Regions from separate parts of the Homo sapiens genome. Here regions 1 and 2 are each linked to region 3. The links are chromatin contacts, found by Hi-C or POLR2A ChIA-PET in ENCODE. All regions are on one chromosome and are shown on one strand. Each heading gives the region's core, a stretch centred on a gene start or an enhancer-like site at or near the end of the contact. The rest is flanking DNA. Distances are from core to core; before and after follow the strand shown. Region 1 has its middle 10 kb from the start of MIR8075. Region 2 holds the start of LAMP1 (lysosomal associated membrane protein 1). Region 3 has its middle 24 kb from the start of MCF2L-AS1.

Evidence for each region. A loop is a pair of places that touch in the nucleus more often than their neighbours do. ChIA-PET counts read pairs that join two places held with the same protein, here RNA polymerase II (POLR2A). Pooled maps may share reads with other maps.
Region 1: a loop to region 3 is called in a map of naive thymus-derived CD4-positive, alpha-beta T cell, with 13 times the contacts of the local background. The contact joins two enhancer-like sites. A Hi-C loop is called at or near these places in 1 of 168 maps with a recorded cell type or tissue (naive thymus-derived CD4-positive, alpha-beta T cell), 1 of 37 single-sample maps with no recorded cell type and 10 of 50 pooled maps.
Region 2: a loop to region 3 is called in a map of mammary epithelial cell, with 10 times the contacts of the local background. The contact joins the promoter of LAMP1 here to the enhancer-like site in region 3. A Hi-C loop is called at or near these places in 4 of 168 maps with a recorded cell type or tissue (CD4-positive, alpha-beta T cell, CD4-positive, alpha-beta memory T cell, mammary epithelial cell and 1 more), 8 of 37 single-sample maps with no recorded cell type and 20 of 50 pooled maps. POLR2A ChIA-PET finds 5 or more read pairs at or near these places in 1 of 52 experiments (BJ).

What each region holds. Positions count from the first base shown.
Region 1 is chr13:113,271,251-113,275,405 of GRCh38, reverse strand. No RefSeq gene overlaps it. Among named protein-coding and RNA genes, the nearest start is that of MIR8075, 10 kb to the right of the region's middle. RefSeq lists an enhancer at 925-1,424. Within about 2 kb of position 1,410, at least 6 of the 41 ENCODE cell types and tissues checked have a DNase peak (open chromatin) inside an H3K27ac peak, as active enhancers do.
Region 2 is chr13:113,294,892-113,299,477 of GRCh38, reverse strand. LAMP1 (lysosomal associated membrane protein 1) reads right to left here and starts at 2,239. Exons shown (of 9, transcript NM_005561.4): 1 at 1,983-2,239. The coding sequence starts at 2,043. RefSeq lists an enhancer at 1,419-1,598 and a silencer at 1,829-2,108.
Region 3 is chr13:112,942,227-112,946,700 of GRCh38, reverse strand. It overlaps a transcript of MCF2L not described here. Among named protein-coding and RNA genes, the nearest start is that of MCF2L-AS1, 24 kb to the left of the region's middle. RefSeq lists a silencer at 3,010-3,189. Within about 2 kb of position 3,105, at least 16 of the 41 ENCODE cell types and tissues checked have a DNase peak (open chromatin) inside an H3K27ac peak, as active enhancers do.

The DNA.
Region 1 (4,155 bases), core at 161-2,660, 330 kb before region 3:
CAGGTCTTTAGATAATAACTCTTTCAACCAATTGCCAATCAGAAACATTTTAGATCTACCTATAACCTGGAAGCCTCCCACAGCCCCTGTTCCAGACCAAACTAACGTACATCTTACATGTATTTGATTGATGTCTCATGTCTCCCTAAAAATAAATTAGTCTGTGTCCTGACCACCCTGGGCACATGTTCTCAGGACCTCCTGAGGCTGCGTCATGAGCCATTGGTCACTCATACTTGGCTCAGAATAAATCTCTTCAAATATTTCACAGTTTGACTCTTTGTCAACACTTTGGATTGAGTGTTCTTTCAAATTATACTTTGTCTCCTCTGTTGGCTTGTTCTTTCTCTCTTTGCCTCTCTCTCTGGTATTGTTAGTGGCTGCCCCAGGGTTACCACACACATCTCTGGCTCATCACACTCACTAGACCATCTCCCCTTTCCCCCAGGGCTGTCACACACATCTCTGGCTCATCACACTCACTAGACCATCTCCCCTTTCCCCCAGGGCTGTCACACGCATCTCTAGCTCATCACACTCACCAGACCATTTCTTTCCCCATTCTTTGTGTCGTGTCATTCGTTTTACTTCTACATATGGTATTAATGCCAACATATATTATTTTTGCTTTCAACAGTTGTTTTTAAAGAAAATAATGATTGTGTAGCTAATTTGTGTGAGTGTCTACCCAAATGCTTGCAAGTGCGGGCGCTCCCCAGGCCTTCGGCAGACCCTGGCTTCTATCTGGCTTTGCTTTCCAGCAGCTGAAGCTCCTTCCTCCTGCACTTCTCCTACTAGAGGTCTCTGTCTGAAAAGGCATACTTTGCCTCCATTCAGAAATGTATGTTCACTGAATACAGACTTCCCAGCTGACAGTGTTTGCTTCAGCTCTTCACTAATGTTTCTGAAGATAAGCCACTTAGATTTGTATGGAACTGGGTTTTCCTGATGAAGAGGCACTGTGCTTGTGCGTGACTGTGACTCATTCCTCTTTGCTGGTGTGTAGTACGTGTCCTAAGCAGCTTTGTGTGTGTTCACTTGGAACCACCCCATGAGGTAAGTAGGATTATTATCTCCACTTATAAGAAAACCAAGGTTTAAAGAATTGCAGGAATTTGCTCAGGGGCACCTGGAGAGTGACAGATGGAGGACCTGGCAGAGGGGGGACCTGGCCAGTGTTAAAGCTTCTCTGCTGATCCCAGTGCCTTGAAGGTGCTGTTCATTCTGTGAAGAGTGGACTCCTGGCAGGCGTCCACTTCTCAGTACAATGCTCCCTCAACTTGTGCTGCAGTTGGCCTTGGTTCCTCCATCACGGACCACAGAAAGCCTTACCTCTGCTCGGCTGTCCGCCCCTCGGCTTCCTTAGGACCTCTGCCGGGGGAGCACACTGCGCGGGGATGTGGTTTCCCTGTTCTGTTCCCTGGGAGGAGCACGCTGCGCGGGGATGTGGTTTCCCCTGCTGTTTGGGAAACCTGCCCGCAGTTATTTCTCCTTTCCGTATGCTCAGATTCTCCCCTTTTCTCTCTTGCTTGCTCAGTTTGATGCTTGCTCAATTCTCATTACCCGAGAGCAGCTCTCCCTGGCCTCTGCCTTGCCTCCAGCTACATCTCGCCGCACCCACTACCCGTCGGGCCCAGCACACAAACTGAATGGCCCGAGATGCCACCGTGATGGTCTGTTTCTGATTCTCACCATACCTTAAAACTCCCTTCTTTTGTTCTGTCACACTCGTACTTCTCCCCATTCTTATCTTGCTGGTCTTTGTTCCTTCCACTGGCCCTGCTTCATTCACTCCTCAGTGTTTACTGAGCACTGTGCACCAGATGCTATAGACTTGGGGACAGGCTTGTGCCTAAAAACACGACTTCAGAAGCCTGACGAATGGGGGCCCAGATCACAACACACGTGCTTGAGCTTGAGACCTGTCTTAAAGAAAAAAAATTGACAACTCTCTGAGGCACTAGTTCAATTTTTTTCTTGACGGCATCTAGCGCTGTTGCCCAGGCTGGAGTGCAGTGGTGCCATCATGGCTCACTGCAGCCTTGACTTCCTGGGCTCAAGCAATCCTCCCACCTCTGCCTTCTGAGCAGCCAGGAGTATAGGCATGTGCCACCACACCTGGCTAATTTTTATATTTTTTTGTAGAGATGGGTTTTCACTATGTTGCCCAGGCTGGTCTTGAGCTCCTAGGCTCAAACAATCTGCCCACCTTGGCCTCCCAAAGGGCTGGGATTATAGGCTTGAGCCACCGCGCCCCACTGGTGTGTAATTTTAATCCTAACATCATTTGCCTGATGTGCAGGAAGTCAGTACACTGAGACACTGGGGATTGCAGCAGAGACGGAGCTTAACACCCAGAGGGGAACTGAACAAGAGACAGAGGAAGCCTTGAACGCGCCTCTCAGAGGAGTTTGGGGCTGGGGATTTTAAGGGTTTCGGAGTGGCCGAGGTGTGGGAGTTGCTGATGGGTTGAAGAGTGCAGGCTAAAATCATGGGATGGGGGGATGAAGAACCTGCATTCTCATGCCGCCTCAGCGCCCTGTGGGAGCCTTTGACTGGTTGATGTCAGCTGTTCTGCTGGAATTGAGGATCTGAAAAACATATTAAGCAATGTTTAAAGCCTTATGGTTCTAACGTCAGTGGTCCTATCTATGAGAATAATGGGGGTGCAAATGATCAGTATCCAGGGCTACAAGACTTCCAGTTACAAGGAAGTGGGCCAAAGTGCAGCCTGATTCATGCTTAGTTATGACTCCATTTCTGCCCAGAACCCGGCGTGTAATTCCTGCTAACCCATTGAGGACAGTTTGAGGTTCAAGAAGATATTCTAGAAATAAAATAAAAACAATTTTTTATTAAAAAGAAAAATAAGAAATAATATAAAAACATAAAACAATCTTTTATTAAAAAGAAAACCAAGAAACAATAATCTGATAATAGAGGCCACCAAGAGAAAAGCTAACCAGAAACAAAGATGGACAGTGAACTATGAGTGGGGAGGGGTGAGGCCAGCCCTTCTTCTCATTAGACCTTCCAGTTGGTTTACTTAGAAAGATTAGTGCTAAGGAAAGTGACAGCAAAGAAGTTGAAGGGGAAGAGGCAATGTAGAATGTCAAAAAAGAACACTTCCTGGAACAGAAGTCCGGAGTCTTCCAGTCTGAAGGCTCAGTGGGTGGCTGGCAGAGGCCAAATGAAAGTGGACACACACCGAGACACTCTTGTGAGATACCAAAAGTCCAGGAACAGAAGATTCCAAAAGTGACATGAAAGAACTACAGGTTAGTTAACAAAATGGCATCAGACTTTAGAGCTAGAAAATAGAAGACTATGGCAGTGCAATCCCTTCAAAGTTCTGAGGGAAAGTGATTTTGAGCCTAGAGTTTTTATGTAGACCAACAATCAAACACAAGTGTAAAATAAAAACAGTCCAGCCAGGATTCAGGAAATTTGTCTCCCAGGCATTCTTTCTGAGAAGATCATTTAAGAATCTACCTAATGAGGCCCGGCACAGTGGCTCACGCCTATAATCAGCACTTTGGGAGGCCGAGGTGGGTGGATCACCTGAGGTCAGAAGTTCGAGACCAGCCTGGCTTTTTCTCTACTGAAAATACAAAAATTAGCTGGGCGTGGTGGCGTGTGCCTGTAATCCCAGCTACTCAGGAGGCTGAGGCAGGTTAGGAGTTTGAGACCAGCCTGGCTAAATGGCAACACCCCATGTCTACTGAAAATACAAAAATTAGCTGGGCGTGGTGGTGTACCTGTAATCCCAGTTACTTGGGAAGCTGAGGCAGGAGAATCGCTTGAACCCAAGAAGCAGAGATTGTAGTGAGCTGAGATCGTGCCACTGCACTCTCCAGCCTGGGCAACAGAGTGAGACTGTCTCAAAAAAAAAAAAAAAAAAAGAATCTACTTAATAAAACCAGAAGACAAGAAAAAGAGAAGACTGAGATCCAAGGAGTGGAACTACACAGGAATGCAGAGAAAATGGGTTCCAGGATCACAGCTATGCAGGGGCTCAAAAGCCAAATGATGTGGCCGGAAGTAGGGGTGCATCGAATTGTGCCTGGGAATGGCCAGGGCACTCTACTCTGGCCTGGGAAACACAGTGAGACCTCGTCTCTTAAAAAAAAAGAGGCAAATGATTCATTGTATTAT
Region 2 (4,586 bases), core at 990-3,489, 350 kb before region 3:
GTCTAACCAACATAGTTAAACCTAGTCTCTACCAAAAATACATAAATTAGCCTAGCATAGTGGCGGGTGCCTGTAATCCCAGCTACTCAGGAAGCTGAGGCAGAAGAATTGCTCGAACCCAGGAGGCAGAAGTTGTAGTGAGCCGAGGTTGTGCCACTGCACTCCAGCCTGGGCACAGAGCAACTCCGCCTCAAAAAAAAAAAGTTAAGATTGTAAACATAAAAGATATAATGGAACAGATCTTAGAAGACTGATTACACAAGCAATATTCCAATCACAATATTAGGGAGTTATGGATTTTTTCTCTTCATTTTTAAAGTTAATTTTTTTTTTGTTTTGAGACGGAGTCTCCCTCAGTTGCCCAGGCTGGAGTGCAGTGGCTTGATCTCAGCTCACTGCAACCTCTGCTTCCCGGGTTCAAGCAATTCTTCTGCCTCAGCCTACCAAGTAGCTGGGATTACAGGCGTGCGCCACCATGCCCAGCTAATTTTTGTATTTTTGTAGAGACCGGGTTTCGCCATATTGGCCAGGCTGGTCTCGAACTCCTGACGCCATGATCCATCTGCCTCGGCCACCCAAAGTGTTGGGATTAAAGGCGTGAGCCACTGCTCCCGGCCTGAAGTGAGTTTTTAAAACATGAAACAAAACATCAAAGTTATGAGGCTTGTGAGCATCTGTAACAAAGAACAATGCAGTTGCTGTGACATGACAAAACTTGTTTCTGCAACTCCTTTCATTAACTACACCTGACCCTGTCGCAGGAGCTGAGCAAGGCTTCAGGCTTACTATTGGAATAAGTTCATCTCTGTGGCTATTCAGGCAGTTCAAAGAATTCATTTTACACAACAGGCAAAACAAAAAAGGGAAGCCAAGATCCATTCACTCACAGTAACAGAGTTTTACAGCTGGATGGGACTGAGGGATTTAAAGAAGTCAAGGCAGATGTGTACAGGAGTGTATTTCTATATCTACTTAACTCACACACACTCCCCCAGCTTGATTCTACATCACCTTTCAGATCCTGGCATTTAAGATAATCTTCTCATATTACGGGGGAGGGCGGCGGGGGGAGGAGGTGAAAGAATAGTGTTGGCGGGGGGCAATCCGGACTGTCTTAAAGAGACAGCACACATCCTCTTATTAAGACAATAAATGAGAACGAAATTCACTAGTCAATACAATATTGAGCACCTACTGCCCATCTGAGCTCTATAAACTGACAGAAGAGAAGGGTGCTTCCCCACGTGTTCCCTGGTCCCGCATTTCGGCCTACAGGAACGGCGCTCTTTAAACTACTTACTAGACATGAACATTGCCACCGTGAGTCTGAGGCCAGCTTTCCCTCATCTTGTCTACTACGGAATCTTGTGAAATCCCAAAGATAACTTTAAAAATTATTTTAACATACATGTGAATTCACAATAACATAAATACACTCGCATCTCCTCCACACCGCTGAAAGAGGAGAAAGGTTCAAGTACAAAGGTGGGGAATGCTCGCACCGGCTTCTCCCTGTCCTGGGTGAAATCCATGTTGGGAAGAGCTTGATCTAGGTCACCCACCCGGGAGCTGAGACCACAGACGTCCCTGCCACCTTCGGCGGCGCAGCCTCGTCTAGATCTCACCGCCTCAACTTGCCAGGAAACTTAACGACCTGAAAGCACCAGACCGCCGAGCAAGCCATCGGAAGTTCCCTTTCGCACTCACCACCACAGAAAAACTGAGTTCAGTGAGACAGACCTTAGAGGAGCCAGGTCCTGGGATGAGACCTCCTGGTCCCCCAAGCACCTGCCATTGAGCTCCGCTCCGACCCTACGACCCCGAGAGAAACACCCGCCCGCGGGCAGAGCCGGCCGGGACCAGGAGCAGTGGGTGCGGGGCGACCCGCGGGACAACGACCCGGCAGTCCCCCGCCCTCAAGACCCAGGGACCTCGGCTCCGCCCGGTCCCGCCGCTCCCAGGCCCCGCCTCGACCCCCTCACCGAGCAGCAGCAACAGCAGTAGCAGCAGCAGGGGTCGCCGGGCGCTGCCGGGGGCCGCCATGGCGCGAGGCGGCCGGGTACGGTGCGGGGAGCGGGGGCGCGGGCGGCGGTTGGGCCGCGGACTGCCGGGCGCTGCGGTGGCGGGGCGCGGGCGCCAAGGGCTGGCGTTAGAGACAGCGGCGTTACCAGACGCAAGAGGCCCGGCCACTGCGACGCCGGCACGAAGAAGACACCGCGGCCGGCAGCGCTTGTCACGTGAGCTGCGCCGCGCCCGGGCGTCACGTGATCCCGCGGGTCTCGCGAGAGCGCGCGCGTCGAGCGCCGGCGGCTCGGCTCCCCGCAGGTGCGGCAGCTTCCAGCACCGCGCGCCCCCTCACGCGTGATGCAGGCCGACACGTGACCCGCAGCGGCACGTGACCCGCAGCGGCACGTGACCCTGGACCCACGTGACCCGGCCTGGTCCGGGGGACTGGGGCCGAGCCGAGGTCCTGAAACGGGAAGTGGGCTGGGTTCGCGGAAAAGGAAGAGGAAGAGTAGTGGCGGGAGAAAGTGAGGAAAGAGGAAGCCCGCGAGGGGAGAAAGGGCAGACGGATCGCGGACGCCCAGGCCTCCCTTCAGCCTGCGAGGCGTCCCAAACGCGGGCTCTTTATGGACAGGAGGGTGGTGTGGGTGGCAGCGCGGGTGACCGGCCGGGTGCGCGGCCAGGGATGGGCGAAGGGTTTGTCTTTTGGTGAGTGGGAAGCAAGTTCCTCACACAGGGAGGCCACTGTGCCCAAACTCTTGAGTGGTTTTAGGAAGGAAATAAGGGATCTGAAATGGGTCAGTGCGGCCTTCCGCTCGTTAATCGCGGGCTGAGGGAAGACGGCACCAGGCTGCCCAAGGTGAAGGTGAAGGTGCGATGGCGATACTCTTTGGCTTACAGAAAGTTCCTGTCGAGCACTTTGTTTTTTTTTTTGAGACGGAGTCTCGCTCTGTCGCCCAGGCTGGAGTGCAGTGGCGCGATCTCGGCTCGCTGTAACCTCCGCCTCCCGGGTTCAAGCGATTCTCTTGCCTCAGCCTCCCAAGTAGCTGGGATTACAGGCGTGCGCCACCACGCCCGGCTGATTTTGTATGTTGAGTAGAGACGGGGTTTCACCAGTTGGCCAGGCTGGTCTCGAACTCCTGACCTCAAGCAATCCACCCGCCTCGGCCTCCCAAAGTGCTGAGATTACAGCCCTGAGCCACGGCGCCTGGCTCCTGCATTTTAGAAGTCTGAAGATGCTCTGTTTTTTGGCTTGTCATCATATAGGATTTATGGCCTTTTGTTAAAATACTATTTAATTAAGGCCCCTACGCTACTGCTTTGTATAAAGCACCCGTCGCATAAGTACCTACATCTTAGAAAAAGATTTAATCTTACATTTCAAAAGGCATCATAGCAACGGGGACTGGATGTGCACCTAGTTAATAGAGACAGCACTCAGCCAGATAAAGACAGGACCAGGCACTCACTATCAGTCCTCACCAGAGGACTGTGACCTTAAAAAGGGCGGGATTTGACCAATTCAACACTGGCATTTTGATAGACCCCACCTTGCTGTCACTTGTGCTTAGCACCCTGCATCTGCTGCCTAAGGATCTGCTCACATCAAGGACTTCCTTGGAAGACAATGACTTCTGTCTGGATCAGGCTGGAATACACTCCTTGTTCCCGTCATTGCTTTCCTTGGATTGATCCATTAACCCCTTTTCCTATCCTCTTTCTCTTGATGTCCAATGTTACTTTGTTTGATGGGGAATGTTTAAACCATAGCGTTTGTATTTTAAGTACACTATGATGTATAGTTTGCAGTATTGACTGACACGTGGACTGGCTTGAGCCTTTGCCCATGGCTCTACCAAGTTAACAAGTAGTACTGAAGGGAATTGTCTCGAGGCAACTCCTCGTAGCTCGTGGCTTTTATAATTGAAATAGCATCAATATATTCCCACCCTGTGGAAAGACATAAACGTGTGTGGACCTGGTTATGTCTGACCTTGTGCTGTTCACAACATGCCTTGAGAGAGAAATACTTCTGAACTGAGGCCTCTCACACGATGGGTACAGCAAGTGCTAATAAACTTCTGCTTGTTTCTCCTGTTGCTCTGAATTTTGTTTTCAGGAGAATGTCTCAACTAATAAAGAGAGAAAGAAGAGAAATTATATTTTCTCCCCTGCAGTGGAATGAGACAATTACGCGAAACTCTGGAGGTTTAAATTCGGGGACTCCTCTGATCCACTGCTTCTTAAGGAGGCTAGAAGTAGGGTTTAGAAAGTAGGAGAGGTGTTTGAACAAGCATACTGAATATTACAGTTTTATGGTGCAAAACAAAAACCTGCTTAACAATGCAAAAATAGAATCTAATGCTGGACAAAATCTTGGTTGAAGGAGGTTCAGAGATGACATGATTCCCACACTGTGTCCTAAAGTGTGTATCAGAACGGAGGGAGGGCATTTATCAAAAAAAGGCTCAGAAACACTCATCTAGTCCAAACCATACATATCTGTTCTTTCCTTTCCTGCTGCTGCCCCATGCTCTGGCCATACTCATCTATTTACTTCACCTGTCTCCACTTTTTTGTGG
Region 3 (4,474 bases), core at 1,856-4,355:
TATTCAGGTTCTGTATCTGAATTCATTCAAAAGGAAGTCCTAAGACAACAAGGAGTGTTAGGTGTCAGTTTCACCACCTAAGAGGAAAACAATGACCTTGAGGAAACCTCATCTGTGACACCCATTTTCATCACAGCAAAATCTCAAGGGGGCTGGATCAGCAGACACAGAACTCTAAGTCCCTCTGAGCCCTCTGGAATACAACCCTGACTTGTCTTTGTAGTTCCCACTTCCAGCCCATTTGTACAATGTTTAATTTCCTATAGTAAGGCATGTACTTCAATATAGGTTTTAAAAATTAAACAAAGCAATACGTTTACCACAAGGTATCTAGCTACTGATTATCTCATGTGGGTCACAACCACATGTGTTTTATTTATTTAGGGATTAAAGTTACTATAGTTTTTTTTTTTTTATCAGAAAGGGAGAAACATTATCTTTAGTCATATGTATTTCTTGGAGGATCTTGGATAGTTTTAGTCAGAATACTTTGGCAGGGTGGCAAAATGATGCTTCCTACATAAATTTTGACATTTCAAATAAAAAGATGATAAAGTGAAAAGTGATTTAAAAATTTTAGCATGAGTTATCAAAAGCTCTAGAATTTCAACAAATACAAATGGAAGAGAGTTTAAAATTTCAAAGACAAATATTCTCAAAACATGATACCCCAGAAGAGCCCGGGCTGGCGTGCTGATGAGCTCAGGTTTCCGGTCTGAACACGCAGCAGCTCCTCACCTGTCTGAAGCCACATGGAAGCCACAGGGACAGTCCCAAAGAGAATAAGAAAATTAGAAGAATAAAGTACACGGCACAAACCCATCTCTCCATGGGCCCCTCCTCATCAATTCACCATCTACATGTTACTTTTGTACATCTATGATGAATGTCAGTGCCAACCCAATTATTGCTTTTGACAACCACACTTACTGAAGGTACAGACTGTGCCAGGCACACTTTATCATTCTCCCACTAGACAGAACCGCCATGATGCAAGATGCCATCCCATTTCGCAGACCAGGGCATGAGGCCATGTGAGCATCCAGGCTTGTCTCCCACTCACTGTGTCTTCCTGCTCAGCAGGGCAGGAACTGCTGCTCAAGGTCAAAAAGGCATCCCAGAAGAATGGTGCCATCACTGCAAAGCAGTGACTACTTTAAACAAATCTCATAAAAAAAGATCCCAAAGATAGTGAATCAAAATCATTTCTTTATATAATAAGCACTTTAAAAAACATTAATAGACTTTATATTTTAGAGCAGTTTTGGGTTTTACAGAAAAATTGGGCAGAAAGTACAGGGAGTCCTCGTATACTCCCCCTCTGCCCCACTTCCTTCCACAGTTATTATAACTTCTTGCATTGGTGGCCCATACATTACAATTTGATACATCATTACTAACTAAAGCATATCGTTTACTTGAGGGTTCATGCTTCCTGTTATGCAGTTTTAGGTCTTGAGAAGTGCATAATGTCATGGATCATGCAGAATAGTTGCACTGCCCTAAAACTCCCCTGTGTGATAAACACTTTTTAAAATCAAAAAGGCAATGGAACATTCTGTATGACACTGCAATGGTAGATATGTATATAGAGCACCAAGACTGAGCCTAAACAGCAGCTCCAGGCAGGACCCCACTCCCTTCAGGGCCCACCCTGCACCATCTTCCTCAAATGTTTTATACAAAAAAAAAAAAAAAATAGTGGTGCCTAATTGGCATTGCATCGATTTTCTTAAGAGCCAGGACTAACACAAAGTGATTTCAAAGCTTCCATTAGGACACCATGAACACTGGGCCCACGGTGGTGGCATCAGGCAGACCTTGCTCCCTTCTGCACAGAGCTTGCAGAGAAAGCCCAGGCAAGTAGGGTGGAGGGCCTTCCCTAAGAGGCTGGCTCTTTCAGAAGTTCAGGTTTGGCCGGGCGCGGTGGCTCACGCCTGTAATCCCAGCACTTTGGGAGGCCGAGGCGGGCGGATCACGAGGTCAGGAGATCGAGACCATCCTGGCTAACACAGTGAAACCCCATCTCTACTAAAAATACAAAAAATTAGCCGTGAGCCGAGGTTGCGCCACTGCACTCCAGCCTGGGCGACAGAGCGAGACTCCGTCTCAAAAAAAAAAAAAAAAAAAAGTTCAGGTTTAGCGGGACAGGACTGACAGATTGACAGCTCTTCTGCGGCTTAGCACTGGTGGTGCATAGCATTCCTGGAACGCATACTAGGAACGCGACCCTTGAGCAGGCGGCATCCCCCAACTCCACAGAGAGACCCAGGTGTTCACCCAGGCCAGATGGAGCAGTAACAACGTCTGTGCTGCCCCGAGACACCAGAGCACACATACGCTGTAGGGATTGGCCCAGTCTGCGAACCCCACTCATGACGGGGCCAGAGCAATGGATTCCCAGTAAATGAGGGTCATGAGCTTGCTCTTCACCCGGGACCCTCCCTTCATGGCCCGGGACCCTCCCCTCACAGCCCAGGACCCTCCTCTCACGGCCCGGGACTCTCCCCTCACAGCCCAGGAGCCTCCCTTCATAGTCCAGGACCCTCCCTTCACGGCCTAGGATCTTCCCCTCCCCTCACGGCCCGGGACCCTTCCCTCATGGTCCGGAACCCTTCCCTCAGCCAAGACGCTCCCCCCACAGCCAGGGACCCTCCCCTCACGGCCTAGGATCCTCCCCTCCCCTCAAGGCCCGGGACCCTCCCCTCACCCGGGACCCTCCCCTCACGGCCCGGGACCCTCTCTGCGCCCCTGGCCCGCAGGGCTCAGCTCCTCAATGCTGGTCTGAGAGGCCCGAGAGCGTCTCCCTCTCAGTTCTCAGTTCTCGGGGCCGCGCTGTCCCCGCTGCCACCGAGATCCCCTCACCCCGCCTACTACGCCTCCCGCCAGGTCCTTCCGGTCCGCCTGAAGTCTGTGGAGGCTTCCAGAAAATGCTCCCAGATCTCCGCCGGCCCGAGCCGAGCCACCGCAGGCTGCTCGGGCTCCCGGCGGTGTGGTCCCTCCAGGAGGGAACTGCGAGCGCTCCCGCCTTCCCCGTCTGTCCCCGGGTAAGGGACTGGCCGGCAGGTCCCGCCCCCCGCGCCTCCTCTGCGCCTGGGCGCCTGCACGGGGCCTCCTCCTTGAAAGGCGCGGAGTCTCGGCTCTGGCTGCGGTGCTGCAGGCGCAGCCTCCCTGGAAGGCACCGCGCCGGGAAGAGCGGCCCGTCTCTCAAAGCCCGGGCCGCCGCGCCCCGGCCCCTGCAACCAAGGCGGCGCCTCTCCCGGGCGCCGGCGCCCTCCGTTGGGCGTTCACGCCTGCGGCGCGGAGCCGGGGACCGGGAGCTGGGAGCCGCCGCCCTCCCCGCGCCTGGGCTCTGCGGCCGGGGGCCCTAGAGCTCGACCGCGACCCCCCAACCACAGCCTCGGGAGTGGGGCGCACAGCGTCGGGACTCAGCACAGGCGCCGCGGGCACAGGCGTGGCCGCCCCACCTGTGCCAGTGGGAAACATGGTGAGGACAGAAGTCCACTGAGGGCTGTCACCTGCGATCCTTTAAGTCACACCTGCTGAGCCCTAGGCTGGATGCTCCTCGCAGCTGTTTCTGACAGCCTTCACCTCAAAGTTTACCAGGTTTTTGCTAGAAATCTCTCAGGCCTCTCTGAGCGCCTTCCTGGCTCTGCATTTCCATTTCTTCCAAATGGCATTCCAAAATGTCCCCATTATCTTCACACACCATATCCTTTGGACACATGTCAATCCTAAATACAGAAGGAAAAATGGAACAGCAGCTCACGAGGGTGCTGTCCCACCTTTCCTGCCCAACAGCACCCTCTGCTGGCATGTGGGGATGGTGCGGAGAAGGACTTAGTAGGACATGGCCACGCCTACCAGGTGGGTGGAGAGAATGTTAAGTCACCCACAATAGGGGAGCAGAACCACATCAAGAGATGTCCCTGCCTGCACCCGCTGCACATTCCTGCAGGCAAAACTTGGTTACCTGCATCTGAACTCATTCACTTCGTTTTACACGTAACTAGACAGAGTTTTTTTACTAATTTAAAACTAGACTAGATTTTCTTAGAATAAATTATTGTGTAAATCAGACAGGTGGACTGTAGGGTCCAGCCCCACAGGGTCAGTGGGTTTTCTCCCCGTGTGTGGAGACGAGAGAGTGTAGAAATAAAGACACAAGACAAAGAGATAAAAGAAAAGACAGCTGGGCCTGGGGGACCACTACCACCAAGACACGGAGACTGGTAGTGGCCCCGAATGCCAGGCTGCACTGATATTTATTGGATACAAGACAAAGGGACAGGGTAAGGAGTGTGAGCCATCTCCAATGATAGGTAAGGTCATGTGGGTCACATGTCTACCAGACAGGGGGCCCTTCCCTGCCTGGCAGCCGAGGCAGAGAGAGGAGAGAGAGAGACAGCTTACGCCATTATTTCTGCTTATCAGAGACTTTTAGTACTTTCACTAATTTGCTACTGCTATCTAA